Regions from separate parts of the Mus musculus genome. Here regions 1, 3 and 4 are each linked to region 2. A link is a loop called in an ENCODE intact Hi-C map of the cell type or tissue named here. Cell type or tissue: heart. All regions are shown on one strand. Links, peaks and the distances in the headings refer to the core of each region. The heading gives the core; the rest is flanking DNA.

What was found. Hi-C counts contacts between places; a loop is a spot of excess contacts. Peaks named below come from ENCODE experiments on the same cell type or tissue, not always from the same donor. Only the 100,000 strongest peaks of a DNase experiment are listed, where the experiment ranks them.
Region 1: a loop joins it to region 2, with 5 times the contacts of the local background. A loop is called at or near these places in 3 of 42 quality-filtered maps.
Region 3: a loop joins it to region 2, with 2.8 times the contacts of the local background. A loop is called at or near these places in 5 of 42 quality-filtered maps.
Region 4: it touches region 2 in a loop (2.2-fold over the local background); 5 of 42 quality-filtered maps call a loop at or near these places.

The regions. Positions count from the first base shown.
Region 1 is chr4:62,521,031-62,528,994 of GRCm38, forward strand. It overlaps Pole3 (polymerase (DNA directed), epsilon 3 (p17 subunit)), which reads right to left and starts at 3,984. Exons shown (of 4, transcript NM_021498.2): 1 at 3,901-3,984; 2 at 3,720-3,805; 3 at 3,288-3,406; 4 at 2,768-3,080. The coding sequence starts at 3,966. The coding sequence ends at 2,914. 4933430I17Rik (RIKEN cDNA 4933430I17 gene) reads left to right here and starts at 4,591. Exons shown (of 14, transcript NM_001356421.2): 1 at 4,591-4,848. In heart, for the core only: no CTCF peak of the experiment used is centred there; DNase peaks (open chromatin) are centred at 4,091 and 4,351; H3K4me3 peaks cover 1,991 bases; H3K27ac peaks cover 1,360 bases.
Region 2 is chr4:62,357,588-62,365,551 of GRCm38, forward strand. Fkbp15 (FK506 binding protein 15) reads right to left here and starts at 3,009. Exons shown (of 28, transcript NM_001045528.2): 1 at 2,783-3,009. The coding sequence starts at 2,835. Slc31a1 (solute carrier family 31, member 1) reads left to right here and starts at 3,114. Exons shown (of 5, transcript NM_175090.4): 1 at 3,114-3,256. In heart, for the core only: no CTCF peak of the experiment used is centred there; a DNase peak (open chromatin) is centred at 3,004; H3K4me3 peaks cover 3,094 bases; H3K27ac peaks cover 2,376 bases.
Region 3 is chr4:62,511,990-62,519,953 of GRCm38, forward strand. It overlaps Alad (aminolevulinate, delta-, dehydratase), which reads right to left. Exons shown (of 12, transcript NM_008525.4): 1 at 7,871-7,964; 2 at 2,085-2,271; 3 at 1,543-1,593; 4 at 882-978; 5 at 1-33. The coding sequence starts at 2,197. Among named protein-coding and RNA genes, the nearest start is that of Alad, 4.1 kb to the right of the region's middle. In heart, for the core only: a CTCF peak has its summit at 4,312; DNase peaks (open chromatin) are centred at 3,662, 4,292, 4,762, 5,312 and 1 weaker place; H3K4me3 peaks cover 3,664 bases; H3K27ac peaks cover 3,573 bases.
Region 4 is chr4:62,497,463-62,505,426 of GRCm38, forward strand. Hdhd3 (haloacid dehalogenase-like hydrolase domain containing 3) reads right to left here and starts at 4,738. Exons shown (of 2, transcript NM_024257.1): 1 at 4,696-4,738; 2 at 1,592-2,631. The coding sequence starts at 2,475. The coding sequence ends at 1,720. In heart, for the core only: no CTCF peak of the experiment used is centred there; DNase peaks (open chromatin) are centred at 4,179, 4,839 and 5,649; H3K4me3 peaks cover 1,684 bases; H3K27ac peaks cover 1,935 bases.

The sequences.
Region 1 (7,964 bases), core at 1,582-6,581, 160 kb after region 2:
GCACAGAGACCACCATCATTGCAAAAACTCATGAGGATTTTACTTATCCAGCATGTTGGGGACTCCCCTCTCAGCTGGCAGGCAGGAGGAGAGACCCAGAACAAAGAAGGAACACACTTTTTATACCTTTGTAAGGGTTGGATATAGGCACCAGGGTAGTTTGGCTTATTTTAATTGGTGTAGCCAATAATCTTTTTAGACATTGGTTGGTTTATGTAGGGTGACTCTTATTTTGTCTGTCCTTGTGTGTGTTTTAGTGAGGCGGGGCAGGAGGATTGTTAATTTTGTTTTTGACCGTTAAAACTATGTTTCTATATTTGTTTAGTCAGCCAGCTTTTTATCTGGCTCTGTACTTGGCCTGCTAGTACAGTTTGGAAAGTCCTTTTGAAGGGGGAAGGTACAGGGTAGTCTTGAACTTATTTTTGGATATTACAACAGGGAAAAAACTTATGGAAGACCTCAAAGATTCTTTCCAGATGTTGTATTCCTTACTTTTAAATCCAAATCTCCATTCCCAGAAAAGGTTTCTTCTTAGAATGTTAAAGTCTAGTTAAGGGATTGAGCAGAACAAACCAAAGACATGGAAGAATTTGGTTTTCGGTTTTGTTTGAACATGCTAGCTAAGCAAGCGCTATGTCACTGAGCCCCTTCCATTCTTGACAGCCTTATGGCGGAGATTAGATGGTAGGGTGAGCCCTTCTTACACAAGCCTTGAATAACAGGTTTAACTATGGATTTGATCTCATTGAAAGCAAAGGTATATTCTAGGAAGATCTACTTGGTACTTAGTACATACAATTGAAATTGAGTTCAAAGGACGTCACAGGATTACAAATGGGCCTTGAAGGGTAGGTCTAGCACCGTGCTCTTGGGAATTAAGAAACAATGTTTCTTCTGGGAAGGAAAAGGCCTATTATTAACCAAAGGACCACTGCAGTTCTTGGTGAATTTTGATTTATAAATTTTACTTATGACTTGAGAACTGTGTGTACTGGAGAACATAGAGCTGTGGTTAATAGCCGGGTGTGGTGGCGCACGCCTTTAATTCCAGCACTCGGGAGGCAGAGGCAGGTGGATTTCTGTGTTCGAGGCCAGCCTGGTCTACAAAGTGAGTTCCAGGGCTACACAGAGAAACCCTGCCTCGAAAAAACCAAAAAAAAAAAAAAAAAAAAAAAAAAAGAGCTAGTAGAGGCAATAGCAATGTTGCTTGATGAGAATACTTGAAAGTACTTAGAACTTAATAAGTGAGAGCTAGCCGGGCAGTAGTAGCACACACCTTTAATCCCAGCATTTGGAAGGCAGAGGCAGGTGAATTTCTGAATTCGAGGCCAGCCTGATCTACAGAGTGAGTTCCAGGACAGCCAGGGCTACAGAGAGAAACCCTGTCTCAAAAAACCAAAACAAACAAACAAACAGAAGTGGGAGCTAGTGAGATATGCAAAGTAACCAGGAGAATCTCAGGATATGTTGGCTGTGGTTAAGAACAGTGCCCTTAACTTGTGATACTCATTCACCTGCTGGTAATGCAAGACACAAGACTGTGTGCCTATGTGTGAGGGTAGGGGGAGAGAGAGGGGGGTCTTGGTGAGTCCTTTGCAAAAGCACATTGTATGAGTCATCATTTTAAACAAGAATGTTCTTTATTTGTAGAAAGCATTAAAATCTTCTCAACAGTCTCCAGTCACTCTCACCAAACTCTTCCCTGTATTACTAGTAAACAGTGTCCAACTATATTACATCACCTGTCAGCCTCAAGTGCACAACTAAGACAGGAAAAAGTGCTTGGAGCACTCAATGGGGAAAAAGAAAGGCCAACAGACACGTTCGAAGCCACAGCAGTGGTGCTACATTCCTGAGCACCATTCCTCTTACCGTAAGGTTCAGAGGTGTTCTCAACTCTCTTTAGAAGGCAGGAGATTAGGACTAAGGAATCTGAGGACCTTGCACTTTGGAATATGACATATGTTATCAGAGTCCCTAGACTAGAAGATGAAATAAGTAAGAGGAGGAGAAAGCCGGGCTGGGAAGCAGAAGCCAGAGAGATGGAGACAGAACAGGCTGTGCCTGGAAGAAATAAAGTCTCTGGAACTTGTTATGAGCCCAGGGAATGAAAAGCAGCAGCCATAAGTCTGGGAGATGGATCTGGGATTTTATACCTTCCAGGAGGTAGCACTAGGACCTACCATGGCAGGCACTGAGTTACCTCCAAGATTAAGCCCCTGCTTTTAAGAATTGGCACCTTTTTTGACAGATTCTAATCAACACTCAGAATTAAAGAGTGTGTGTCCTATGAGTGCAGCCACCCCAGACGACTGAGCATCTACAGTCACTAGAGGACTACAAAGCTAAGTAAGTCTAGAAAGCCAGACACCAAGTAAGTAATGCTACCATCAGGTGAAGACATTTCCTCGTTCGCTCGCTCACAGCTCCTTAGTCATCTCCTAGAGAGCAGCCATTCTAAGCACGAGTTCCTATGGTCAACTACTGTACAGTCAAACTGGGTGACCAGGCTCAAAGCCCCATTGTTTCCCCCTGAGCCTTTAGTGCTTCTGTGACTTGGAACACTGCAGGCAACATGGATGTTATTACTTATTCAGAGGGGCAGGGAAATGGGATCAGAAACTAGCTAGCCATATACTTTAAGTAGACAAGCAATACCAAACTATGTAGTCACTCAGAATCGCTTATTCAAAAACATCCTAACCTGCAGACTGATGACGCATGACCGGTTTCTGTAACTCAGATGCTCTGAGCCTGGGAAGAGTTCTTTTTGATCTTTCTGGTCAGCTTTTATTTTGATCTCAGGCACCAGTGCCGAAGATGGCTCTGCCTTGCAGGGAAAGCCTTCACACAGACATGTCTCAGGATCTCAGGGTCCCCTCCACCACGCCACAGTCTGCCTACTCTCTCCATTCAGTTGTCTATTTCCTCCTCTTCGTTCTGGTCGTCCTCGTCCAGTCTCTCTTCATCCTCCTCCTCCTCCTCTCTGCTTTTGTCTTGCTCTTCGGAATCCTTTTTGTCTTTGTCCTTCTTCTTTTGCTCCGAAGCCTCCTTCTTGCCTTTCTGCTCCCGCCTGTACGCTGTAAGGAAGCAGGATATTATGGTTTAATTAGACAAACCGAGGCACAGGTGGAATAACCAGGCCCCTATCACATACCCGAGATGGTACCAACTAAACAGAGGGGAGTTATGACCAGTCCTGTATTATTGAACGGGACTTAATGGCACTGATACTGATGAGCATTTTTTTTATATATGGTTTAAGAGACAGAAGAGTACGTGGATACCTTCTAGAGCTTCTTTCAATGGTGTTATGAATCGCTGGAATTCCATCTCTTCCATGGCTGACAGCACGTCACTGGCATTGAGAGTCTTGCGCTTTCCTTTCATTGCGAAGTTATTGGCACTGGAAGAAAGAGCAACGCCCTTCAGAAGCTGTCAGAGTGGGTGGAGGCATGACCCCCAGGAATGGGGTGGGAAAGCCGTATTTATCGTAGATGAATGGATTGTGTGTGTGTGTGGCATGGCTCAGTTCATCCCCTTCCCATACAAAGGGCTACGGTAACCGTCTTGTTTAACCTGCTCCAGAATGTGTGACAACTGGAAGAGAGCCGTAAGTCGCTCTCTACTGAGGCAGGGAACTGGGGCCTGTAGGTTCCAGGCCACGAACGCGGGGTCAGGATCCCGCTGCGCCTCCCTTCAGCCTCTGCTCAGCTCACCAGGATGTGGCATACAAAACGAAGACACTGGCGGCGCGGGAGATGGCGCTTCGGGCCTCCTTGGAGATGTTGACACCGTCCGGGAGCTGCGAGGAGAGTGGAGATGAACACACACGCGGATTCTGTTAACCTTCTGCCCACACGTCCGCCCTCGACCCATTCGCCAGCCCGAGCGGCTCACCGCCTCCTTGATGATCCTGGTGATGACGGCGTTGGGCAGATTTAGGTCCTCGGGCCTCTCCGCCATTGCCTCCGCTGGGGCCCGACCCTCCTGCTCAGGTCTCCAGACAGTTCTGGTGTCTGGACTTCCCGCGTCGCTAAAATATGACCCTCGGAGGCTTCCGTCCTACCCCACGTTGCCAGTGTCCCACAGTGCTTTGCGCACCACAGCCTCTCTGCTACATCAGCCCCGCCACAAGTCCCCAGTGTAGCCCAGCTTTCCATGTCGCAATGGTTTAGGACCATTGAAATTTCCATCCGCTTCCACGGCATCCCGGACGTTCCACTCCAGGCTTGTTTCTCTACTACACATCGCGAGAGCTTTCGCACCACACTAAGTTTGACTCTCTGAGGTTTCCGTCGATTCTCCCAGCGTGCCGTTCGCCGCTGCTAGGCAACCGTGTGGCCTGGTGCCTAGCTTGGAAAGGGTAGGCGTAGACTGAGCCGGGAGAGGCGGGACTCGGACTGCCAAGTGGGCGGGGCTCTCTATAAGAGGTGGGCGGGGCCAAAGCTTTAACGCGCTTTCGCAATCTCAGCATTGTCTCCAGAGGCTCAGAACGTAGTAACTCTTTGGAATCTGCTTTGATCCCGCAAAATCGCGAACGACTGACACTTGAGTGCCCACCGCCCTTTTTTTTTTTTTTTTTTTTTGGCTCGGAACTCAGTGTAGATTTTCATTCAATTCTATTGCACCGATTGATGCAGTAGTATTGTCCATCTTTAATCTTATGCCCTTCACAACTTTGTGATAATTATATTAAGGATAAGTGTTAATCTAAAATTTCGTTTAAAAAAATGCCATTACTTTACTAGGACAGCAGTAACAAGGGCAATATCAAAAGACGCCTGATGAGACTTCGGAGCTCAATTTGGTCTGGTTCGGTACTGAAAGCGCAAGAATCATTTGATTGTAAGAATAATGCATTGTATTCTCATTCAAAAACCCAAGTTAAAGTTGTATTTTTTAAATCATTAAGTGATTCATTGTATATTTTTCTTATCAAAAATCATCACTTGATTTTACATTTTCAATGTTGCTTTAAGTTGTATAATTAAGTACTGAAAAAAATACTCCTACTGAGAACTAATGCTGGATTATTTCCTTCTTTTCTTTTCTTTTCTTTTCTTTTCTTTTCTTTTCTTTTCTTTTCTCTTTTCTTTCCTTCCTTCCTTCCTTCCTTCATATCTCTCTCTCTCTCTCTCTCTCTCTCTTTCTTTCTTTTTAAAACATGTTGTTCCAAAACGTGTTTTTTTTAAAATTTTTGATGGGGACATTACAAAGAAGTTTTTCCCTATTTGGAGAAACAAAACAAAAACAACCCGACAGGGTTGGGATGATGAACAATACTGAGGGATTGTTCTGGTGGAAAGAACTCTGCACTTAGAACAGGCCTGGATTAAAGATGTCATAAGCCTTAGTTCCAGCCACTATTTATCTAGAACTGGTGCTGTCAGGCCTTGTGATCTAGGAGAGAAGCCAGAAAGCTAACATTCTGGACCATTTCAGTTTTTAAAACATTGGCTCAAAGTGCTTGCCAAGCTAAGTAGGCCAGGTGCAGCCCAGGCCACTAGATTCCTATCTCTAATTTAAATTAGAAGCTGTTTAGAACAGAGAGATTGTTTATTGCTACTCTCTACGCCCCAAACAGGTCCACTCATTTGACAGTCAGTAAATGTGTTGAATAGAAGAAGAAACCGACAATGTCCTTAAAAGTTAGAAAGGGGACAGGGTGAGATGACTCAGTGGATGAAGACACTTTTGGGTTGAAGACTGTGTAGTCTCTGGGCTCATTTCAGGATGGCCTTCCTGCTGACCTTCTCATGTGCCCCATGGCACCCATGCCCACCAAAGAAATGAATACAATGGAATTATATGTTAAAAGGAATAAGATAGTTGTAGTGACTGCATAACATCTTTAAAAGAGGGATTGATAATAGTTTAGTATAACTTTATTTATTTCTCTCCCTGTGTGTATAATGTATGTACTTGCATGTCTGTGAGTATGGACATTCACATCCCTTGCCATGGTGCTGGTGTGGAGGTCAGAAATTGGGCACTGCCTTCTACCTTAAGACAGGGTCTCTTTTTGGCTGTCCACAGTATCTGATGACAGGGCAGCCCATCAGCTTCAGAGGATTCTCTGCTTTGTTTTAAGTAGGGGCAATGGGATTACAGATGTCTGCTGTGCCTGGTTTTATGTGAGTTCTGGACATTTGAACTCAGGGCCTCATGCTTGGCCCTCCAAGTGTTTTAGCTACTGAGGCAACTCCCCAGCCTGATATTATTTACTGGGTATTTGTTATAACTTCATACACAGAAGTTTATATCTTATATGATTTGTCTACAATTTTAAAATATATTTTTAAAAGATTTGTTTTATGTATGTGAGTGCATTGCAGCTGTCTTCAGACACACCAGAAAGGAGCATCGGATTCCATTACAGATGGTTGTGAGCCATCATGTGGTTGCTGGGAACTGAACTCAAGACCTCTGAAAGAGCAGTCAGTACCCTTAACCACTGAGTCATCTCTCCAGCCTGTTTCTATAATTTTTACAAAAATAATTAAAACATTTTTGAGATCATAATATAATGACATCATTTCCCCTTCCTTTTTCTTCCTCCACACCCTCTCAAGTACCCCTCCCTTTTTCAAATTCATTGCCTCTTTTTCTTTGTTGTTACACACACACACACACACACACACACACACACACACAGAGGTACAATCTGTCCAGTCAGAATAATGTTATTTGTATGTATGTTTTAAGGGCTGACCATTTAGTATTGGATAATCAACTTGTATGGTCTTCCCTGGGTGAGACTATTTTTCAGATCTTGGCATTCATTAGTTGCCTGTGGTTCTTTATCTAGGGTTGAGGCTTTTCTTTTCTGTCAGCATGTTGTTGTTCACGTGCCCTTATTCGGCGCGTGTTTAGGCAGTTATGTTGGTGGAACTTCATGAGTGTAGCTTCTGATATTTACAGTCTCACTGCAAACCCCTTGCTTCTCTGGCTCTTCTCATCTTCCTGCCCCTTCTTCTACAGTAGTCCCTGTGCCTTAGCTGCAGGAGCTGTGTTGCCAATGTATCCGTAGGGACTGGGCTTTGTGACTGCATTCTGATTGGACTTTGTTTTCAGTAATGATCTCTGTCCTATGCAAAGAGAAGGTTCCTTGATGAGTGGTGAGGACTGCACTTATCTGTAGGTAGAAGGACAAATGTTTAGAGTGTAGTTAGGGACTGTCCCGGTTTAGTAAATGGATGGTTGTAGGTTCCCCTTTAAGATCCGTGACGTCACTAGCCCTGAGTAGATGACAAGGCTTCCAGGACCAGGTACATTTCTCACATGTTGAGCAGGGTCATAAGATCTATTAGAGAGTTGTTGGTTCCCACCAAGGTATGCATGCCTCTATTGCAACCTTAGAGTTATGGCACCATGCTGGTCATTGATGTGGTTTGTAGGGCCATAGCTGGGTAGTACTGTTGGTTGCTTCTTTCCTTTGGAAACCTGAGTAGCACCTTCTGGTACCATGAAAGATAGTCCCCAGGGAGGAGGCTCTCAGGCTAATCTGAACCCCTTGTCTGAAGTGTATTGTGTCTTCAGTAATAGGGACTTACTTTCCTCCTTTGCGGGTAACCAAGGGCAATAGTAATAGTCTATAATGTTTTAGGAGTCTCTTGGACAACCCTGACCAACAACTAAAGAGAGAGCTTCTCATACCTGGTGTGGTGGTTTTTGTTAGCCGGTCTATGACTCTTACAGGGAGCACTCAGATGGGGAATTTCACTTAAACTGTATATGGACATTTATATACTGACTTAAGTGTATTGTAGGTATTTTAGGTAGATAGTGAAAGAAGGATTCCTTGTGACTATTTCTCCTGTTATTTTATCCTCCCTCCTCCTGTATTTATTTCCCTTCCCTTCCTAATCAGAAGCCCCTCATTTCTTCCTTTAGATCCCTGGTGTCTTGCTATTTCCCTCTTGTTTTCTTTAATTGTTGGTGTGTGTGTGTGTGTGTGTGTG
Region 2 (7,964 bases), core at 1,106-6,105:
TTAGGTTAACCACTGACTTTAAGGTTGGAGAACTTGGCCATGCCTGGTGGCTCATGCCTTTAGTCTCAGCACTCAGGAGGAAGAAGCAAGTAGATTTCTGAGTCAGAGGTCAGTCTAGTATACATTGTGAGTACCAGGACAACCAGAGCTACACAGTAAGATCATGTCTCAAAAACAAACAAGCAAGTAAATAAACAAAAAGAGGCCCGGGAACTTGAACAGCAGATTATCAGTCACTGAAAACAGCCATCCTGGACTTTAGGATGCTTCAGTTAGCCCTCAATAGCCTGAGTAGGAACAAGAAAGTCAGAAGGTTAAGTCAAACTTAGGGAAGCAGTTTTAAAGTAAACCACATTTATAAAAGGGGAACTGGAAAGAGCTGCAGTGTTCACTGTCAGATGTTCTACTTCCTTACAAAACCAATGGAGGAACAGCCAAATCAGAGAATGCACACAAAACTTTCTCTGGTCTTCTTTTCTTCATTTTATTTTATGTGTTAGTGTTTTGTCTGTATGTATGCCTAAACACCATTTGTATGCCTGGTACCCCAAAAAGCCAGAAGATGGTCTCGGATTTCCAGGGACTGGAGTTACAGACTGTTGTGAGCCACCATGTGGGTGCTGGGAATCAAATCCAATTCCTCCAGTGCTCTCAACCACCAAGCTACCTCTCCAACTCATTTTTCCTAGTCTTACTCTTAAGTTTGATTCTGTTTTCCTAGCTACTACCGGGAACAAAATTTATTTTTTCCTAGCTACTACAGGGGACAAAAATGTATCTGTGTGTAGCTTTCTCTGTTGAGTCTTTTATCATCAAATTGTCTGTTTTCTATGCCTAGGACCCACAATCATATGTGTAAAGTATCTTCAATTCTTAGTTAAGCCTTCCTGGGAAAGGAGATTGATTCCTTGGGTAAGGAATCAGAAGAGCACATGACTGTCACTGTCTGCCTCGTCAGCAGCAGATTCTTTGATGCATGAAAGTTGGAAGCCTTAAAATACCTTCATAAACTGTCTTCAAATATTCTCACATACTAAAGATTATGAAATTAAAATATACCTTGAGACTGGGTGTGATGGCACATGCTTTTTTAATCCCATCATCCAGGGGGAAGACAGGCAGAATCCTGTGAGTTCAAGGTCAGCTTGGTCTATATAAAGAATTCCAGCCAGGGTTTCATAGTGAAACCATGTCACAAATAAATAAACAAACCTTGAAGATATTCAAAAGGCCCCATACACAGGCATACATAAAACAGGCTGTAGCTGAATGTCCAGCCAACAGCAGCAGAGGCTGTAAATGTTTTGGATAACATAGGAAAGAAAGGATACAATGCCCAGTCAACTCAAAAGTAATGGAGCAACTAAATGAATTCAAAGTGGGGCTAAGTGGGTGCAGGCATTCCCAGGGGTCCCGGGAGAATGTGCTGGTCAGAGAGAAATGCAGAGCCACTCACTGGGTGTCAAAAGATCTTAAGTACTGAAGACCAAATAAGAGGGGCTGGGTAAAGTGCTTATTGTATTGAGTTCAGATCCCCAGCAACCACAAAAAAAAAAAAAAAAAAAAAAAAAAAAAAAAAAGACAAGTGTGGTGATGGATGGATACTGGGAGCTTGCTGGACAACCAGTCTAGTCAAAATGGAAAACTCAGGTTCAGTGAGAAAACTTGTCTCAAAAACTAAAGTGGAAGTGTACAGAGAAGGACCCCTGATACTGAACCTCTGTCCTCAACAAAGATGTTCACAACATGCATACATGCATACATCTCTCTCTCACACACACACACACAATCAAAAGAAAGCCAGTCATCTTATGGTCACTCCTGTATTGACTGCCCAGTATTCTAGGAGACTAATCATTATTGGTAGGATGATGTGTCAGTCATTCTTAAGTAGGTTCATCACTATGCACAAAACTTGTAAAGCAGGCGTTCAAAGAAGGGCTGTGCAAAGATGTGAGCTTTGCAGTTAACAAGTCTGAAGGGAGACATGAGGTCCACTAGGACAACGCAAGGGAAAACACTGAGCTAATTATTAAAGGGGGGGGGTGGGGTGGATCTAGCCTGCCGTTAAAGACTTCTCTCCCAAGATGGCATATATGATGTTTGAAAGCAGAAGAAAACGAATAGTCTTTCCCATTGGCGTTACACCTTAGGGCTTAAAAAGCATAATTTCGCAGGCACTTCGTGAGCAATCAATGTGCACCAGGAGTTACTGTTCTGAGACCTAGACAGAAATGAGCAACCATAAGCAGTTCAGTCAGGGCTTAGATTTCAGTAGGTTCCATGTGCTAAGGCTTGTGGAAATATGGAAGATGAAGCAGACTATTCCTCCCGGGACTGTGAAAGCAAAGAATCACCAAAAAGGTAACCTCTGAAGTAGGCTTTGAAGGATGCCAGAGATGGCCCACCAGGTCCTGGTTCAAAGTGTCACCATCCTGTTCTCGGGGAAGAGAAAGTCTCTTGAGTTTACAGCTCGTATATTTATTATAGGAGCTGACTCCTATATAAACTCCGAGGCAAGCAGTCTCCCCAGCAATCCTCTCCATTTCACTGGAGAAAGTGTGATTCACAAAGCAAAAGGGTGTCAAGGGAGGTTCCAGTTCCTGAACCCAGACGGGCCGAGGTGACACCGCTACTCAGAATGCGAAGGCTGAGCGGTGGAACGCGCCGAGGGTCTGTCTAGACCCGGAAGTTGGGAAGCGGCCTGAGAAGAGCCCGACCCCTGCAGCCACCGCGCCAGTCTCTCAGCCCAGCGCTCGGGTCCCGTTCCTCAATCACTCACCCGCCGCTTGGCGAGAGGAAGTCGGTGTCATCCTCGTCTCCGGCACCGAACATCACGTCGGCTTTCGCCCAGCTGAAGGGAGGAGGAAGTTGGATGTTCCCAGGGCCTGTCACCGCCGGTAACGTAAAACGCCGTGGCGGCGAGCTGCTTTCCGGCAGGACAAACTCTCTCAGGGTAGTGAGGCCCAGAGGAGACCCAGCGGTGGAGGAGGTGGAGCAAAGGCAAATGAGGAGGTGAGCTCCCAGTGACGCAAGGCCTCACCAGCCCTCCGAGGAGGTGGAGTTCCTAGGTTCTGAGCGGTGATTGGTGGGATCACCCAGGGGGCGGGTCCAGGGCGGGAATCCGCGGCCTTTACTGCGGTCGTGGGACACGTCGAGCCGGGCAGTAGTGGCGGGGGCTTGGTAGAAGTCCGTACCGGACTAGGGGATCCAGTTCTGAGAGGAAGACTAAGGCGGCGGGGCTTACCCTGTGAAGGTAAGGTCACTCCCCTCCTTTTCCCAAACCCGGCGTGTTCGCTGTCCTTTTCCCTCCCGAACCCTGGACCCCCCGCAGCTCCCTTAAGCTGGGCGGAAGGAGAAAGAGCCCCGGACTAGAAGTCATGGGATCTGAGCCGAACAGTGGCAGGGATCTTACAGCGACATTGCTGTTATGACCTTAGGGCAGGGTGCTCGGTGCCTCAGTTTCCCCATCTACGCAAAGGACCGCGTGTCCAGTGTCTCCATATGCGCTTTTTCAAGGTTTTAAATCTCTGAAATCATCGAGTCTGATCCGGGTCTCTTCGTAATAAACTGATCTGCAGGCAAGAAGACAGAAGAACTAGCCACTTGGGTGACTAGTCCGAGGTCACACAGAGTGAAGAGCAGACCTGGTCCTTTGTATCAGGGTTTAGAGAGCTGATGAGTGAGGAAGCCTGGCCCTTAACTAGACTGTGTGGCATAGGACTTGGGAAAGGACCCTGTTTCTAAAGTCCAGATAAGAGAGGTCCAGAAGAGCTGGGATATTCGGGAGGGTGGATGATGGACGAGACTTTGAAGGTAGAAAGTCCTCAATCCAGTTTTGCTGAGCTGAGTTTTGTTGCCAAGGTTTTAAGTCAACATTGGTTGTCGCTGACTTTTCTGCCTCCAGTTTTCGCCCACTCTGTTGCATGTCTTTCTTCTATATTTCTTTGGTTAGCCTGTTTTGTTTTTGTTTTTGGGTTTTTTTTTTTTTTTTTTTGAACGATCTTGCTTAGCCACGCTGTGGCTAAGCAGATAGTGTGTCCCAGTGTCCATTTCCACAGTTCTCATTGGAGTTCTTTCTGGTTTTCTTCCCAGTCAGGTTGATCCTGTAAGTGTCCCTTTCCGGAATGTTTTAGTCTCTTCTGATGATACTAAAGAGATTGGAAGCTCTCTCCCAGAGAACTTTGTACCTCTTGGCACTTCCCCTGTGGGGCTTTTTATTACAGTTTTTGAACTACTAACTTGTAAGTCTTCTTGCCCACAGTGGATTCTCATTAATTTTTTATTAGATTGAATAATATAACTTAGCTTTGTTCCCTTGTTCCTTAATTTACTCTCGGTTTTTTTTTTCCCCCGTGCGACCCAAAGAGCCAAGCAGTGGCTCTTGTCTTTTATAGGTAGCTTCCAGAAAGATAAAAATGCTGTACTGGCTGTGAACTGTCTGGGTTGCTTGGTCTCTTTTGTTCATTGAAGGTGACTGTACTATTGTCTAAAACTCCAGGGGAGGGGGAAGGGGAAATAGTGTAGTTAGAAATATTATATGTTACTTACAATTTTTGTGAGTAAATTATTCCTGTTTATCTGAGGATAAGGCTGCTGGCCTGCTTCCTGTGTTTATTTTACAGATTAAGATGGTTAGAACAGTGAAATCTGACTGGTAAAGCAGTGATACACTGGAATCTGGGTGGTAGGACTGGAGCCTGTAGCAGTAGCTCTGTTTAACTTGTGAAATTGAGTGGGTAGGAATGAATGGATAAGTTTATTCCAGGAACGCTTTCTTTATTTTTATTTTCTTTCTTTTATTTTTGTTTATTTATTTATTTATTTTTGAGATGATCTATTTATGTAGCTCTGGCTGTCCTAAAACTCATTATGTAGACCAGGCTATCCTGGAATCTCACAGAATTACACCTGCCTATGCCTCTCCAGTGCTGGGATTGAAGACTATATCACTATACTGGATTTTAACAATTCTTTAAAAAAAAAAAAAAAGTGAGCAAAACCCAAGAAAGTCTCAGAGCTCTTTCCCTGCATTCTGTGGGGGAGGTGCCTCTCTGGTGGGTGTTTGAAATGTACAGGTGTACAAGAAAACGGGAACTAGCCACTTGGGTGACTAGTCCGAGGTCACACAGAGTAAAGGGCAGACCTGGTCCTTTGTATCAGGGTTTAGAGAGCTGATGAGTGAGGAAGCCTGGCCCTTACCTAGACTGTGTGGCATAGGACTTGGGAAAGGACCCTGTTTTTTTCTTTATTTCTTTTCTTTTTTTTTTTTTTTTTTTGGTTTTTCGAGACAGGGTTTCTCTGTGTGGTCCTGGCTGTCCTGGAACTCACTCTGTAGACCAGGCTGGCCTCGAACTCGAACTCGGAAATCTGCCTGCCTCTGCCTCCCAAGTGCTGGGATCAAAGGCATGCACCACCACTGCCCAGCTAGGACGCTGTTTCTTTAGGTATTCAATAACCCTAAAACTGGTGTGTGTGGTGATTGGGTGAATTTCATTAGCAACATAAGAAAGGGAAAGTTGGAAATGGGTCTTCCTCAGTCTTTCAGGCTTAGAATTGGAAATATAAAATCAGGACCCTGATAATGCTGTCTCTTGTGAGGCTATGCCGGGGCCTAGCAAACACAGAAGTGGATGCTCACAGTCAGCTATTGGATGGATCACACGGCCCCCAATGGAGGAGCTAGAGAAAGTACCCAAGGAGCTAAAGGGGTCTGCAACCCTATAGGTGGAACAACAATATGAACTAACCAGTACCCCCCAGAGCTCGTGTTTCTAGCTGCATATGTAGCAGAAGATGGCCTAGTCGGCCATCACTGGAAAGAGAGGCCCATTGGTCTTGCAAACTTTATATGCCCCAGTACAGGGGAACGCCAGGGCCAAGAAGTGGGAGTTGGGTGGGGGGAGGGTATAGGGGACTTTTGGGATAGCATTGGAAATGTAAATGAAGAAAATACCTAATTTAAAAAAAAAAAAAAAAGGAAATATAAAATCTGGTGCATCTGGAAAGCTAGTCTTCCTGGATTAAAATATCCAGATGACTACTATTGGAATTGGAGTCAGGAGACCTGAATTCCTGTCTCCCAGCCTTGAACTCACTGAGTTTGGGCCAGTTCCCTAAACACCTTAAAAAAGGAACAGATCATTCCCCAAAAGATTAACTAGGAAACAGCAAATTTAATAATTCCTTTCAAGTCAAGTTTGCAAAAGATAACCTTTATATCAGGCAAACTGATATTAATCTCCTCCAGTGGTAAAGAGATATGGATTAAATGGAGATTAAAAATGTTTCTGTAGTATTCTATTCACTCAAGTTACTAAAAGCAGAAATATTATAAGACAACTAGAGAAACTTCACCTGAGAGTCTACTGTGTGTAATGCTAGATTTTGTGTAGGTAGTAAATGAACCCTCTAAGAAATTACTGTAGAATATCAAAGGAGGAAAAGATCATATCTCTTCAGTATAATCTCAGTCATTATAATCCAGGGAAACTGGATGGAAGTGTTTGGGGTTTTTTTGTTTGTTTGTTTTGGGGGTTTTTTTGTTTTTTTGTTTTGTTTTGTTTTTTGAGACAGGGTCTCTCTGTGTAGCCCTGGCTGTCCTGGAACTCACTCTGTAGACCTGGCTGGCCTCGAACTCAGAAATCCGCCTGCCTCTGCCTCCCAAGTGCTGGGATTAAAGGCGTGCGCCACCACTGCCCGGCTGAATTGAAGTTTTAAGATATATACCAGTGCCCTATGTAATGTTTACCATGCCTTACCTCAAGCAATCTGCATAACACCTTGTTCTAGGGATTAAACATTTCCTTTATCGCCTCTAAACTAGCTGAAGTGTAGGGTTGCATAAACAGTTTGAAGATGAGTAGGATTCCAGGAGGAAGCTGGGAGGTCTGGTTTTCCAGGTTGAAAGGGCAGCTTTAGCAAACACAGGTAGATTCGTGTTTCCATGGTACCAGTGATTGGATCCAGGGTTTGGCTCGTGCTTGGCAAGCATTCTATCACTGAGCTACACACTACTACCCTAAGGGGGCTTTGCGAATGTTGTCGCGACAAGGGTTACCCTTTCACCTGCTGCGCTGACTATGACTGGCTAACTAAAGTTTGCGAAAGTATGGAACTGTACACATTTTCCATGTCTTACTCCAGTTTAAAACACAAATATCCTCTGTGGGTTTGTTGTTTCTAACCTAATACCTCAACTTTTACTTGGAATGTGGTTCTCAGAGATCAACAGACTACCCACAAATCTCGCTGCCTGTTTCTGCAGTTTTGTCCGAACACAACCAGGCTCATTTATTTACGTTATCTGTGGCTACCTTACAGTGATTCCTCATTCTGGGAAAAAAAGGTCTGACACCTGGGCCGTCCAAGAGGAACCCTTACTCCTGGAAAGAGGTTTAAACTTGTTAGACACAGTTTTTGTTTATTACAGAAGACAATAATGTCGAGACCATACCTTGACTATCACTGCTTTCAGGCCCTCTACTGAATCTTCCTTCTCTTCAGAATCCTGAAGGCAGATTCTGTGTGTGTAGGCAGGGAGGGGGCTATAACTGGATTTTTTTTCCCCTTTTCCCAGTGTGGCCACATGGAATAAATCTCTTCTTTGTCAGTTAAATTTTTTAGGAATTCTTTAAGATTCTTTTCTGACTGTTTGAGGTAATATACACAGAGAATTAAAAAATAATATTTAAAAGCAACCCAAAGCCATATTTATTAGAGTCCAAGGTGACAAGTTTCCAGTTAGATCAGCATGAAATGATTTATACTCTACATGACACAATTAATATTTTTGGCTGGTTGGTTTGATTTTCAGACAGGGTCTCAGTGTGTGTCCCCGGCTATCCTGGAGCTATGACAACCAGGCTTGCCTTCAAGTCACAGAGGTCCACCTGCCTCTGCCTTTCTAGTGCTGGGATTAGATGCAAGACATGATTAACATTTTAAAAATCTGGTTAGTTTAG
Region 3 (7,964 bases), core at 1,292-6,291, 150 kb after region 2:
GTCCTCAGAGTCAGCTGCAGAGCCCTGTTCATCCTGGAGGCAGGGGAAGGACAAGGTGGTATGTCTATTACGGATGCTTTTCAAAAGGCATAGTGGTTGCCATCAAAGATCAGGCCCAACCTTCTCCTTTCATCCCATCAGACTCTAGATGAGTATACACCGGATTGGCCCTGTCTGTAGAGGGGACAACAGAAGCCTGGAGCTGGACTGGGACTTGACTCATCCCGTTACGGTGTCCCAGTCCTACTTATGAGCTTCCTGATCTTGGGCCAAAGGCAGGCAAGGCAGCAATATAACTGTGGCCCCAGAGCCTGCACAGGGCAGAGCAAGGACACACAGAGTATGACACTTCAGCCCTTCCACACTCTGTCTTCCTTCTTATATGTGTATACATGTGTTCACGTGTATGTGTGTCTGTGTGAGAGCGTGCACTGGTGCATGTATGCATAGAGACCATAGGTCAAAGCTGGGTGTCTTCCTTAATCATTTTTCACCTTGAATTTCTTTGCTTTGGAGACAAGGTCTCACTGTGTAGCTCTGGCTGGCGTAGAACTAGCTATATAGACCATGCTGGCTTTGAACTCAGAGAGACATGGCTGCCCCCCATGCAGTCCCATGCTGGGGTTACAGATGTGTACCACCATGCCACAGGTTCTCACTGAACCTCGAACTCCCCAATTCAGGCAGACCAGCTGTCCAGCAAACCCCAGGGACCCAGGTTTCTGCCTTCTCAGCACCGGATCACATTCTGCACGTTCTGCTCAGCTTTCATCACGGGTCTTAGGACTGAACTCAGGCCCTCAAGCTGGAGCAGCACGCACTTTACAAACTGAGAGTGTGCCCAGTCCTCATCTTCCCCTCTCAACTCTTCCATTTCTCACCTTGGGAACTCTGCTGGGGACGCCAAAGATCAGGACACAGCGCAGGCCAGCTTCCACCAGAGGTCTCAGCATCTCTTCTAGCTGGTTTACGCCATACCTGGGGGAGGGACGGGGTAAGGAAATGTAAAGTGCTAAGGTAACAGGTGCCCTGCGCAGGCCTCCACCCCTTCAAACAATGCTTCTGCTAAAAGCCTGGCTGTAGGCTGGGGCTACGGCTCTGTGGGAACAGGCTGGCTAGCATGTGAGAGCTCCTCAGCAAAACGCTCAGTGAAGAGCCAAGCTGTGCAGGAACCCAGAGTGCAAGACCCACAGACCAGGGATAAGCAGTAACATACCCACCACAGGAGTGGGCAAACAGGGTCATAAACAGAGTGCTACAGAGTTAGCTGTGGCAGACTACTCCATGGCTTTTACTCAAGTCCCACTCAAGCCCAGATTCTGCCTGCAGCAGCCTCTGCCACAAATGTCCCCGATGATAGAACGCTTGTCACTTTACGAGGTCGTCTTCTGTACTGGCTAACAGCTTAGTCTCCCATGAAATCCTTCTTTCCACAGTGCCTTTCCAAATCTGCTACCTGCTGGGCGTGCTTCTATTTCCTGGTACTTTCACCCGTGAAATCTCTTCTCTTACCATCCCCTTGACAGTCACCACACCTCCTACCTGGCCACTCCTGGGAGGCTGGCGATAGGCTGGACATCATCAGGAACATCCCTGTAAGAGCAAGGGAGGGCTATGGATTGATGGCTGTGGGAAGGGGTGGTGGCAACAGTGCCTGGGAAGGATGAGAAGAGACATGGAAGTAGAGATGGAGGGAGTGCATAGGATCCTGTGTGTGGCTCCCGTGCCTGGGCAAGCCCAGGGCCTGAAATAACAACAGGAACAACAATGTGGCAGTGAGAACTGCAATAAGAACAGTAATCACTGGGAGGACTTGGACTCTCAAGTCACAGGGTCCTTGTGTCCCAGCTTAGATACATTCTGACTTAAGTGACTTTGGCCAAGACATGCCATCTTCATTTCAGGGCTTGTACGGTTCCAAAGACTACTGTCCTTAACCTCACAGGCCACTCACAAAACCTTCTGTTCCAGCCCACAGCCCACTTTAAGGCCCCCCTCCTCCCAACAATCCCATTGCCTGTTCCAGTCACACACGTGCTCCTACCCTGGGCAGATCCAGGGTCTGGCCCATTTGGGGGACTCACGTGACAAAGATGGGATAGATGAGGTTGGAGGCACTGACGGTGGAGGCAGCAGTCTGCCAGCTCCGAAGCAGTGGGTGAAAGTAGCCGCTGTGCAGAACAGACTGGTGGTGCATGGTCGGGGCAGTGGAACACAGAGAAGTCTGCTGGATGGAGTGGCGGCTCCTGGGTGTCTGCTGCAGCCTCAGCTCTGTAGGGGGCACCAGGAAACAAAAGACATGTGCCTGGGGTGCCGGCTGGCTCCCACGGTCCCGCCTCCCGCCCTCTACAGCCTCTGCTCCTCATGCTGTGGTTTTATCAATTGCTCCCTCTCCAGGGCAAGGTAAGGCAGGGATACCTGTAGAACCTTCAAAGCAATTTCAATGTCATAATAGTATTTGGGCCATGGTTCACAGGACTGCTAGTTAAAAACAAACAAACAAACAAACCCCACTAGTTTTCTTTTTTTTTTTTTTAAGATTTATTTATTTATTATATGTAAATACACTGTAGCTGTCTTCAGACACTCCAGAAGAGGGAGTCAGATCTTTTTTTTTTTTTTTGAGGGAGTCAGATCTTGTTACAGATGGTTGTGAGCCACCATGTGGATGCTGGGATTTGAACTCCAGACCTTCGGAAGAGCAGTCGGGTGCTCTTACCCACTGAGCCATATCACCAGCCCCCCCCCCCCCCACTAGTTTTCTAATAACTGTAAATTGTGTCCTAGCAAAGAATCAGAAAATTAGGAATAAAAGAAAAACCGAGTCGATTCTTCCTGTGTTCACTGTGAGAAGCACTGATCACCGCAGCGTTTAAACTTCAAATACTCCATGAAAAACGCCTACAATTATGGCGGATTCAGAGGTTACAATTTTTTTTTTTTTTTGTGATGCCATGGACATGTCAGGCAAGCATTCAACTACTGAGTTACAGCCCCAGCCTGAGTGCTTTGCTTTGATTTTTGAGACAGGGTTTTACTATGTAATTCAGGCTGGCCTCAAACTTGCTTGACAAGAATTTTAGATAAGCAGAAACTAAGATGCCCTGGAATTTTGCTGTTAGTGCCAAGTACTGCTAAGACCCTGCTGTGTGGGCTGAGGCAGTAGGCTCATTGTGTACCAAGCACTGTATGTATGACTGACGCGGACAGGCACATGCACCGTCCCGGTCGGTGGCTTCTTAGAGCTCCTGCGACCAAGGAGCCTTCTGTGCTGGCCAATCAGTGCCCTACACTGTACTTTCTTGTCTCCCCTCCTTCCCCCATTTTGTTGGTTTTCTTTTGAGACAGGGCTGGCTCTGAATTTCCTGAATGTAGCTAAGGATGACCATGGACTCCCGATTGTCCTGTGCCTACCTCCCAAGTGCAGGGATGACGATGAGATCGGAACCCCAGACTTTTACACACGTTAGGCAAGCACTTGTTTTGTGATGCCATGCTATCACCTTTCCCTACACTGTGCAGCCTTCCCTCAAGTAAGCATGCCACCAACTTCTCCCTTTCCCACCGCCACAGCTTCCTTCTTGCCCACTTCATAATCTCTCTTATATAACAGCTCCTTGTGGCACTGGCTTATCTTGTGGCTAGCTGACAGAGCTTCTGCAGGAGGCAGGGACTGTGCTGACTTCATGTCCACCTCCCACACCAGCCCTCCCCACACACTGACTCTAGCATAGGGCAGATATTTCATCCTGCTGAGAACGAGACAATAACTGCATGCCAAGTCAGTGATAGAAGACTGAAGGAAACCCGGGTGTCACATTATTTCAGGAGCACCTACTGTATGCCAGCCCACCAATATACCCTCATAGGTGCCTTCTGGAAGTCATAGGCCAGTCCCTGGAGGCAGGGCTGATAAGTGTACTGCAGAACCTGGCAGCCCAAGCCTACATGATCTATGGGCCCAGAGAGGAGGGCAGAAGAGTTTGTAGAAGACAGGGCTTGGGCTCTGTTCTGCAAGATGCGTGAATCTGGCAAGGATAAAGAGAGTGTTCCTTTACGAAAGTGAATGAGGATGACTGCAGACTGGTCTGAAGTCTTGAGGATGTAGCAGGGGTCATACAGAAGGGGTGGAGGGTTTTTGACAGGGATGAGTTCTGAGCAGCAAATAGGGCACTGGTCTGGCCAGAGCCTGGCTTTGAGAGAACTCTGTGGCTGAGGAGAGCAGACAGGAAGCAGAGGAGCACAGGAGCCATGGGAGGCCAGGAGGCGGAGGAGGAAGGGCCATCTGGAGGCAGCCAAGAGGCTGTCCCTTAGGGCGGATGCTCTGACCCAGGGGGCAGCAGAGACAGGGACAAGGCAGGAAGAGGGTGGTGGGACTCAGAGTTGGACAGCCAGCTCCATTTTAGACATTTCCTTTTGGCTACTAAGCAGCCAAGTAGGAAAAGAAAGGAAAGGAAAGGAAAGGAAAGGAAAGGAAAGGAAAGGAAAGGAAAGGAAAGGAAAGGAAAGGAAAGGAAAGGAAAGGAAAGGAAGAAAGAGAGAGAAAGCCACAGACAGTAGAGGCTGGAAGGCTTGAATCTCTGCTCCTCCAACAAAGGGGACATCAAGAGGGGGCACTACTCACCAAAGTCCTACAGCAAATTACCAGTGAAAACAAGCCCAGAACCCAGGGGATCCTTCAGTGTGCCTGGCTGTGCTCCCACTCTCTCAGGCTCCTTCAGCTCCCTCCCAAGCAGCTCAGGGGCCCACCTTATCCCCTTTCCCTCCTTGCTGGGGTTGAGGTTATCAGGAACCACACAAGGACCAACCCTGCCACCACACCCCTGGGTGGGCCAGCCTCTTCACAGGACACAAGAGAGGCCAAGCCTCCTTAGAGATGTTCTGGCTCCTAAGTAACACACTCAGCACATTCGAGAGTTTATCTATATAGACTCTTTGTGCAGAATTTGGTTCTCACATCTGCCAGGAGGTTGCCCTGAGATGTACAACTATTTGCTCAAAATGACATAGCTGGTTAATGATAAAGCCCCGAATCTGAATTTGTGCTGGACTCCAGTTGGTCTCCCTCTACCTAGGTGCAAGGTGCCAAAGGCAGTACTTTATCTCATTGAAGTTACATTGCGAAATCAACATAACTCTTAGCAATTATGAAATAGAGGCTCAGAGAGGTTATGGAACTCGCTCAATGCCATTCTGGATTGGAGTCAGGTTTTGGAACCAGGTGCATATTCTGCCCCAGAATCATCTCTGTAGCAGGCCCTGGCTTCTGGAGTCCACACCTGCATTCCCTGGCGTTCACTCATCTCCTTTAAGAGCTTAAGGGAGCAACGCTGATAGGCCATCTGCCCATAAGTAAAACTTGGAGGGCCACGGAGGAGCTGCGCTGCCCAGATTTTACTTCAGGGTAGCTGGGAGGGGAAGGAGGGGAAGAGAGGAGAGGCGTGTGCAGAGGCGCACCTCAGCAGTTCCTGGTTGCTTGTGGTGGGGAACCCCTGGACCCCTACGCTCCACCACTGAGTTACATTCCCAGCCAGAACAGTCCAACTTTGATTTAGGCTTTGTTTGCTTGCTTTGTTTTGAACTTTTAAGGGCTTATTTTATGGCTAGGAGTGTTTTGCTTGCATGCATGCATATGTATCACATATTTGCAATGCCCACAGAATTCAGAAGAGGTTGTGTGGTCCCCGGAACTAGTGTTGCTTATGGCTGTTGAGTCAACCAAACCCAAGTCCTCTGTGAGAGCAACATGTGTTCTTGATCACTGAGATATCTCCTGCCCGGATGCAGGTTTTTATTTTGGCCACTAGATGAAACTGAAAGAGACGTTGGTGCCGACTTAAAAGAAAAAAAGCTCTATTCAATCCCTCACAGTTTGATAGGAGAAATGAAGGGATGGAAGGCCACCTGAACTCACACAGTGAGTAAGGCAGAGGTAGGGACTAGCCTGAGACTTCCAGCCCAAGGCCCTGTACTATACAGCGTGTGATAGCAGATGCTTAATGAACGTCCATAGAGTGGGAAGGTGCCCAGAGTTGCTTCTGTTTTATAGAACCAATTCTAGATCAGGGTTTTTCTTTGAGAGAAGTCCTTCAGAGTCTGGAAGATTTCCAAACATGGGCAGGGCACTTTCCACAAATTAAGGGGGTTTGCAAACTTGAGCTTAAACCCTGTGCCTCATACAGTAACACAGGGGCCTAGGAATACAGGAACACAAGACCACAGGGGCCCAGGCTACCTTCTCTCCCATTGTACAACAGGTTCACTCTGCTAGCAAGCTGTACAAGGTATTGCAGAAACAACTGTTTCTGGGCCAAACAATCCCAGAGTCGATTCTATAACGACGGGCAAGGCCTTTCAGATCCTCCCCCACTTTTTTTTTTTCTTTCAAGATTTAAAATGTGCTGATATTATCAAGCCTGCGTGAAGATCAGATTACTGATGAGGTATGTCTAACACCACGGTAGCAGCGGCAAGTAACGCTAAATGTATGGCTAGTGCTGAGCTGGGATGAGTAGGCTGTACTGTGTCTGACCCTTCGCCACACCTAGGGAAGGACATACATTCCAGCCACTGCCTGAGGTGAGAGAGGCTAGCCGCCCTCCAGCAGCACGTACTAGACAAGAAGGAAAAGGAACACTGTAGTTTCTTAGAGACACTGCGGGGTAGCTTTTCTGAAAGACTGTAAAGGTCTCACCTCCCTTAGGAGGTAGCATCCCACAACCTGGGAGTGAGACTGCCACTGGGAGCAGCTGAGAGAAAGCTTCAGAGCCTGGGCTCCCAGGTTGTACCCCACAAAGAATTCCGGAGGCTGTGCTCTTGGCATAAATAGTAGTGAAGTGGTGCCAGCTCGAGCAGGCTCTGCCCTGGCTAGGGAGGAGACAAGTCAGGAGGGCCAGCTAGGTAGAAGGTTCAGAGCTGGGAAATCTGAAGCCCAAAGAGGCCCAGGAAAGGCATCTGTGGGCAGTTCTGAAAAGGTACTGCCCGGTGGCTCATTTGCATTTCCTGCACACTCTAGCTGCCACCTGCCACGGTGTTAGGAGGGGTTAAAGAAGAGACCTTAGACCTCATCTAGTGTGGGCGCTTAATCCCCCCTGCTGCCCGGGTCTAGACATTTCAAGCTAGGAGTTGCCTTTCCACAGACTGCTAAAATATTCTGGCTGAGAGCTTTTACATCAAACAACTGTAAAACTGAACTCGAGAAGGGCAGGTCTCATACAGCAGGTCAGCTATAAATATGGTCCAAACTTCTGGAGTCTAGCAGCCCTCAGTCCTCACCAGGACTTTTGGCATTAGAAGGACAGAGTTCACACGTTATAGTCCCAGTATGGAAGAGGCGACAGAGATTCCAGGTGAGAGTAGGGGAAGAAAGGTTTAACCTAGACCTGGCCACGGCTGGTAGCAGGGTGGTTAGTATGTGACTTTGGGATTTAAAAGGCATGGGGACAAATTCTTGTTTCAAGCTGCATGACTGCTTTTCTTCTCATGTGGTCTGGGTCTTAAGCGGATCTCAATGGATCGTTGTATGACTGAATGAGCAGAAGCAGGAGAGACCTAGCACAAGCGACCCTTATTGTTTTCCCCACTTCTCCAGCCTGCCAGACAGATCGCGCTCTGCAGAAACCGAGGCTACCCCTGAGGCCTCCGAGAAAGGGGGCGGGTGGAGCCCATCTTTGAGTCCCGAATCCCGGACGCAGCAAGACCTTGTAGCGGCAAGAATCCCGCCCACTCTAGTAGGTGCATAGGGACAGCGTCTCCGCTACAGCGTCAGAGCTTCGGGAACACAGCGCCATAGGGGTGCACCTCACCTTGTTCTGGGGTCCCGTCCCCCTTCAACCCGCCACTTCCCAGAGGCCGGCGCCTGCTCACGTACCAAGGACGCTGCTCGCCGCCGCTCCGAGCCGGGCTCTGGACACCGCGCTCTCCCGCTCTAAAAGCGCAAGCCCACGTGGGGGCGGGGCGGCTCA
Region 4 (7,964 bases), core at 1,726-6,725, 140 kb after region 2:
ATGGTCTTCTTGCCAGGACTGGGGATGAAGCTTGGCGGCAGGGCACTTGACTAGCACGCCAAAAGCTCTGAGTTCAATCCCAGGATTGCAAACAGAACAGTGAAAACAAATTGGGGTGGTCACAGAGTTTGGCTGGTGGACAATCACTGCTTTGCTTCAGCCCCTTATTGCCATGCACAATGTGGTCCCAGGATGAATGACTGGGAGATCTTTGGAGAACGGTGTGTGTTCATATGGGAGTGTGTGTTTGTGTGTATGTGTATGAGTTCTTTCCTTCCAACTCTGGAGTCCCAGATTAACTGCCAGTCACCATGTTTTGACAAGTGATTTTTGTTTATATGTATGGTGTTTTGTCTGCATGTATGTCTGTGCTCCATGTGTGTGCCTGCAGAGGCCAGCAGAAAGCATCAATCCCCTGGAACTACAGTTGTAAGCTGTCACATAGGTGCTGAGAATCAAATCCAGGTACTCTGGAAGAGCAGCTAGTGCTCTTAACCACCATTGAGCCATCTCTCCAGTGCGTCTCCCTATATCCCTCACTGAGCCATCTTACCAGGCCCCCATGTCTGGTTTTTTGTTGTTTTGTTTTAAGGTATTGTTTCACTCTGGCCTTGAACTCACTATGTAGCCTCCATCTCTAGAATGCTGGGGTTACAGACATGTGCTACCCTGCTCCTATGTTAAGTTGGGGCAAGGTCACTCTACCTCTGCCCACTAGAGAGCTTTAAAGTAAAGAATTTAGCAGGGTATGTGATGTAGGGCAGCCACATGTCAACAGTGTTCTTTTTTAGGGTAAATTACAGTGTCTTCAACTCAAGGATGCTAATGGACATCCTTGAGTGTTCCTGTCCATTGAACAGCCCAGCACCCTGACTTTACACTCATCTGACCCTGAGGTTCCCAGGTTGGGGAGAGGATTTCCATTTCAACTTCTCTGAGCTGTTTTTGACCTTGTGTTTTACACAGTGGGGTTTCAGATCTCCAGTGACAAAAAGCCCTTACTGTAAAAACAGTATCTGTAAGTTGGGTGTGTGCCCATGCATGCCTACAGTTGAAACCCGGACCTTAGCAATTAGGTGATTGCTCTACCACTGATCTACCTCCCTAGCTCTTGAAAATGGCTCCCACCTGCGTTCCTAGCATTCAGAAGGCTGATTCAGAAGGAAGATCATTATGAGTTCCCAGGCCTGCGTGGACTAGAGTTAAGTCCACATCAACCTGGGCTAGAGAGAACCCATCTCAGAAAGCCAAAAAGTTCCTGGTTGTGAATGGATGGGCCCTCGGCGGATATGGAATCGATCGGGGCAGGGTTAGAAAAAGGGATAGAGGGAGCTGTCGAGATGGCTTCGCGGGTGATATCACTCATGGCACAAACTCTGGTGATCTGAGTTTGATCCCCAGAGCCCACGTAAAGATGAGAGACCAACGCCTACAAATCATCTTCTGACCGCCACACATACACCATGATACACATCCCACACGTTCACACACACACACACACACACACCCCACATAATAAGAATACATAAAAAGGAACACAGGGATGAGTAGTGAGCTCAGAGACCAGGCTACTGCCAAGCCCTCGCAGTTCTATGCTCAGATTAAATTATGGAGGCTGCAGCAGGAGAGCCGAGACACCTCCCTCTGCAGGAGAGGTGAGAGAGAAGGGACTCCCTGCCTCCAGTGTTTATTTGGTCCCAGCTACTTCCCTCACCAGACTCATGACATAGGGCTTGAGGCCTCCAGAAGGTCAAGGGCAGGCAGGAGATGGGAGAGGGAGGGTAGAATATGTTCCTTAGGTACAGAATCTCTGACTGCAGAGTCCAGAGGCTCTGAGCCCGCTACCAGGAAGCTGTGCATGCCCACAGCCTGAGACCCCTGGTAATCACAGAGGTAACTATCCCCCACGTGGGCCGCCACTGCAGGTTCTACACAAGCGCGCTGCAGAGCCTCACGGAAAATCCGTGGGTCGGGTTTAGGACAGCCCACAGCCTCAGAAGTCAAAACAAAATCAAAATGTTCTCGCAGGCCAAGGCCTGTTAGGATATCCTCTAGTCGTCGGTCAAAGTTGGAGACCACTGCCAGCTTCAGACCCCGCTTACGGCACCCCTTCAGGGTCATCTCAGCCCCCTCCAACACCTGCCAGGTGAAAGGGCTGCTGAAGTCTTCGTATAGCTGGTCAGCAACTGGAGTCATGGCCTGGGCATCTGGGACCCCTGCTAGGCGGAAGGTGTGTAGGACCACGTCCTTCCACCATTGACGGGAAGTAAGGCCACGGCTCAGGCCATAGTTGGGGAAGTTGTGGCTCTGAGCCCGGTATGCCTGCCTGAAGGCTTGTTCCACGGTTATGTCTTCCACCACCACTCCATGGGCCCGGGCCTTGCTGGCATATTCCTCCCCGACGGGTCGGCGGAGCTTGATCAGAGTATCCTTTACATCCCACGTCAGCAGACGCATCTGCAGCCGGTGTGCCATGGAGATCAAGTTCAGTGCAGATCCCAGAATCAAAGGAGCTACTGAGCTGGTTCAGGCCACCCCTCTACAGGCTAACAGTGGCTCTTTTCCAGGCTGTGTAGGTCAGAGGGGTAGGCTGTCCCAAGGCACTTTGGAAATGGCTTTCAGCACAAGATCCTGGAATGAAAAATCGGTAGGTGAGGTAGATGCTGAGGCCCTGCTGTCAGAGACTGGCATCCTGGTGTACCAAGTATGTGACCGGAGGAAGTTACTCTAAATACCCGTGAGTCTCATCTGGAAGAGAAGCACGAGGGTGCCCACCTCACAAGATCTTGGGGCTGGAGCTAGGGTTGTGGCTCAGCTGGTTAGAGTGCTTGTCTAGTACACATAAAGCTAGGTGTGATCCCCAGATGGAATAAAGGAGGCATAGTGGCAGGAGGAAGAGGCAGGAGGATCAGAAGTTCAAAGTCTTCCTTGGATATATGGCAAGTCTGAGATTAGCTGGGCTAAATCTGGCTTAAAAAGTAAAACCCAGGGCTAGAGCGATGACTCAGTGGTCAAGAGCATTGGCTGCTCTTCCAGAGGACCTGGGTTCAATTCCCAGCACACACATGGCAGCTCACAACTGACTGTGACTCCAGCTCCAGGGGACAGTCCCTCACACAGACACACATGAAGGTGAGAAAACAAATCATTTAAAAAAAAAAAAAAAACACCCAATGGAAAATTTTGGACTAAATGAAATAATTTATGCATTTGTTTCAAAACACATTTCTGGACATCTTATGAGTCCGATGTTGGGGAATAAGACAGTTTTCCATCCCCTGTGGCATTTCTAGGTATTAAATACTAAGGGTTTCTCTGTAGACCAAAAACCTATAAAACAAGCACAGTGAAGTTGGTATGTGCCATGAGGCTATAAATCTGGAACCAAAGTCAGTCTTTGAACTCAGGGAATTTCCTTAGCAGGTTGAGGAATCCCGAGGAAAGAACATACAGAAAAAATATATATAAACTTCCTTGAGGCTGGGCAAAGTCTAGTGCTCTGGGCAGAGCTGAGCTCAGGTGCATAGCCCTGTAGGTCAAAGTCAGGAAGCAGTTATGCCTGCCATTATCTGTATGTGGTTTTGCCTCCATGTATATAAGTGCACCTCCGTCACGCCTGGTGCCTGTGAAGCCAGAAGAAGGTGTCAAATGCCCTGGAACTGGAATTTCAGACATTTGTGAGCTGTCACATGGGTGCTGGGAATCGAACCTGGGTCCTCTGGAAGAACAGCAGTGCTATTAACTTCTGGGCCATCTCTCCAGCCCATGACCCTTTTACAATTATTAGAAAATGGTGCCCTTGTTTAAGAAACCCATATTTATATTTGAGTATGCTTGACTTTCCTCAGAGTCCTTCTTTCCCCCCTAACCCTCATGCTTAATCCTGCATTAAAATGTTATTAATAAAATTTCCAACTTGGCTTCATTTAAAAAAATTACTAGTAATGTCAAAAAAGAGAAAGGTTCCTGGAGACTCTGACCAACAACATAACTGGTGAGGAGCTGGTGGAACCAGAGAGGGGCTGTGAACCTGCCAACAGCCTGGATTAGAACCCAAATGTCCAGACTCTAGCCAGGGCTGCCTTTGCTTACCCATGTTTATATTCTTTTAAAAGTTGGATTATGTTGAGCCTGGGAAGAGTGGGACAGAAGACAGTCCGTTCCAACTTGGCTCTGAGCTGCAAGTTCTCCCTGGAGTTATTAGTGCCAAATACCCAACTGTCAGTTCTCTGCCTGGAGTCAGAGACTGATTGCAGGTTTGTCTCCAGACAGAGGGGACTGCTTAGCTGTGTCTTTCAATCTGTGGGGTCCGGGGTTCATTCAGAATGCAGCCAAACAAAACAGAGGTGAGGAGGGGTGTGGGGGCGGGGCGCGTAAAGAAATGTGACAAAGAAGAGATTTAAGTCAGCTCGAAATAGTGAGACAACTTTAAAAGGGCTCTCATCGAGCAGGTAGGTAGGCTGAGGCCCAGCCAGGAACCAGACTGGTTCCGAAAGTCCTCTGGATGTCTCAGGACAAAAGTCATAGCGGGGCTGGGGCTCCGCTGCAGGACTGACTACCCTAAAAGCAGCGGGACGCGAGACTGGAGCCTCCGGGGCCAAGTCCACTGCTGGCTGGCCTCCAGCGTCCCCAGCTCGACTGCACGGATTCCCACGGTTTAGCACCCTCCACCCAGCCCCGGGCCTCCGCACCCACCTGGCTCGGGAAAAGAGACCTGAGACGCAGCGGCTGCTCCACCGGCTCTATGTAGGCGATCAGTAGCTCGCGACCCTCGGACTTGCCATTGATTCTCGCCCCGCCCCACTCTAGGCGTCACCAAGCTCCTCCCTCGCGCCCGTCACTCGCCACGCTGAGTCTTGGGCCTCTTGTCCCTTAGGTTACCCCGTAGCTTCCCTGCTCCCTGTCTCACGCCCTCTCACCGTCCCCTGGCTTCTTAAGGTCACTGTCTCACCCCTCATCACGTTCCTCCCCACTGCCCTTATACTCATTATCACAACCCAGGTGTTCTCTTTGCTTCTCATCTCTATCCCCCGGCCCCCGCCTCCGTGGGATGGAGACACTTAGGGGACCTAGACTAACTTGGGAATGGCAATGGCGGGGAGTGGGGTTAGGGCTCAGGCCGGCTCCCCAAACGCAGTGAGGACTCCAGCAAGGCTCTGTCCCTTTCTGTTCTGAGAGACCCCAGTTGGTTCTAGAAGGGAACTTCTTGTCTCACACACACAGTTTGTTGACTGCAATAACCTAGACACTTGGTTTTAAGATAGGGTCTCACTATGCAGGCAAACGGGTCCTGAGCATCTTCCTGCCTCAGCCTCCCAAGTGCTGGGATAATGGGCGTGCCACCGCCGTGTCTGTCTAACCTAGTTTCTCTCTGTAAAAAAACAAAAAACAAAAAACAAACAAACATTTAAAGGAAAGAAGAGTTTCCCTTTAAATGCGGTTTTCATAACTGAAATACACGTTTATATTCAAAAGTACCGTTGAAAGCAAAAAAGCAAAGCTTTCCTCTCAACCTAGTTGATTCGTGAGGTGCCAAGTAAGCACCTGTATTCTGTGTCTGACGCGTGGATAGAGCAGGAAAATGTCAGTTTCCTGCCTACGCGAACATGGGAGGATCAGGCAAAAACCAAGTTCATAACGGAAATGAGCTGTAAGTGCTGCCAAGGAATTGGCTGGGGGGCAGGGGCAGGAGGGCTTCCCTCTGCTCTTTTCTTCCCCTCCCCCACAGGTACCCTCTTAAAACATCTTCTGTTATCTCCTGGCTCTGTGGACTTTAGATGGACTCAACTCCCTCTCCCTGGGCCTCAGAAAGCAAAGTGCAAAGTCACAGAGCAGTCAGCTCACCTGCCAGACTGGTTTTGCCGAACAAGCTTGCTCCTCAGAAATGGAGGTAGAAAGGATAGCCAGGACATCAGAGGCCCACCTGTTCTTCAGAGAATCCTGGAATCCCTGACTGTATCTCTTTTCAGGGTCACCTCAAACCTAAGCCTGTAGGTTCTGATTCCAACTCTGCCACCCTGGAGACTAGACACGAGTAACTTAGTAAAGCTAGAATCCAGGCTAGCTTTAAGTAGATTTCCAAGATAATCAATGTCAGCTGCCATTTGGTAGGTCTCTCCATGTGCTGTTGGCACAGTGACAGATGGTTGATATCAAGTCAGATCACACAGAAAACCTCTTTGAGCATTTAAGAAGATTCTTTTCAGGAGAGAAAACAGACTTCTAGGTGCTTAAGGGTTTTGTTTCAGGTCACATACTACACAGCACGCTGCCCATCTCCAAAGAGGGTTTGCCAGCGTGTATTGATTGGCTCACCTGGGCCAATGACCTTGACCTAACTGTTGGGCCACTAGAATCTACTTTTTATTGTCTCTAGGTTAGCAGCAGCAAGGAACAATACACAGATAAATAGCCTGGGATGTCATAGGAAAGATGGTGGTGGTCTTTGATATTCTGAATCTAGCTTCTTTTTGATTTGCAGCTTCAAAGCTGGGTACACTTAGCCAGGTGTGGTGGTAAACCTGCAAGTCCAGTTAGGAAGCCGAGGCAGAAGTTACAGACCAGCCTTGGCTATGGAGCATGATCCCATTTCAAACAGAAAAACATATGTACCCTTTAATGGATGTTTTCATCCCATAACTCAGTTATTAAAATCCCCTGACAGTTTCACCCCTTGGTCCATCGGAGCCCCCTGGCTTCTTACTCTGCAGATGCTAGCTTGTGGTGTTTTCTCTCTGGGAAATCAAATCAACCCCTGACCCTTGTTTGATTTTTCAAGATAGGGTTTCTCTGTGTAGCCTTGGCTGTCCTAGAACTTACTCTGTTGACCAGGTTGGCCTTGAACTCAAAGATCCAAGTGCTGGGATCAAAGGCATGCACCACCCCCTGGCTGGGAAATAAAGTTTCTTATATGAAGTATTTTCCATCCTTGAGTCTCCTGTTGAAGACACAGGGAAACCAAGGCAGGGCACAACTGCCAACCACACATCTCTCATTACTTTGAATTTTTCATTTACTTAAAAATTTTTTTCAGTTAAAACAGAAAAAAATGTCTACACTGGGTGTGGTGGTACATGTCTTTAATCCTAGTATTCAAAAGGCAGAGGACAGGAGGACATCTATGACTTTGAGGACAGCCAGGGATACATAGTAAGATCGTATCTTTTAAAAAGTAGTTTTTTTTGAATTTTCACAATATGAATATATACTCTTGTGTCTGCTATCCAGATCTCCCCTCCAATCTAGATGCCTAGAACATCTCTGTTTTCAGTTGTTTATCCCCCAAATGGTAGCAAGAACCCCCACCTTGCCCCTTTTTTGATATAGGATTTCATATAGTAGCCCAGAAATATGGGGTTGCCCTATTTCATTCACAGCAATCCTCCTGCTTCAGTTTAAGTGCTGAGATATAAGCATGAGCCACCATGGCCCACTTCTTTGTGTGTGTGTGTGTTGCTGGGATTGAACCCGGACAAGGTGAGTACCCTTCTACCACGGACCTGTCTCCAGCCTCTCCTAGGTTCAATTGTAGTTTCACTTGTTTGTGAGCTGGGTATATGTTGAATCACAGCAGGCATGTTCTTCAATCTTCCTTTGCATCTATGTTTTATTAATTATTTTATTAATGTTAATCCATATCACACTGTGTGGCTGTCTCATTCGTCCATTCACAAATGAAGTACATCTCACTGCTGATGGACATTTGGGTTAGTTCCAGTTTGGGTGGTCACACATATCAGAAAACATTACAAATGTGTCCCAGAGAGCATCAGTATACATTATCGATAAGTAACTAGGTGTGGAAATCCAGGTACCATCAGTGTGTTTCATTTCAGTAGATAGAGCCAGTTTTCTGAAATGGCCATACTAGTAGCTTGCATTCAGATGTTCTCCATTCTCAACAAACACCTTCCTTCCTTCCTTTCTTTCTTTTTCTTGAGACAGGATTTCTCTGTGTAGCCCTG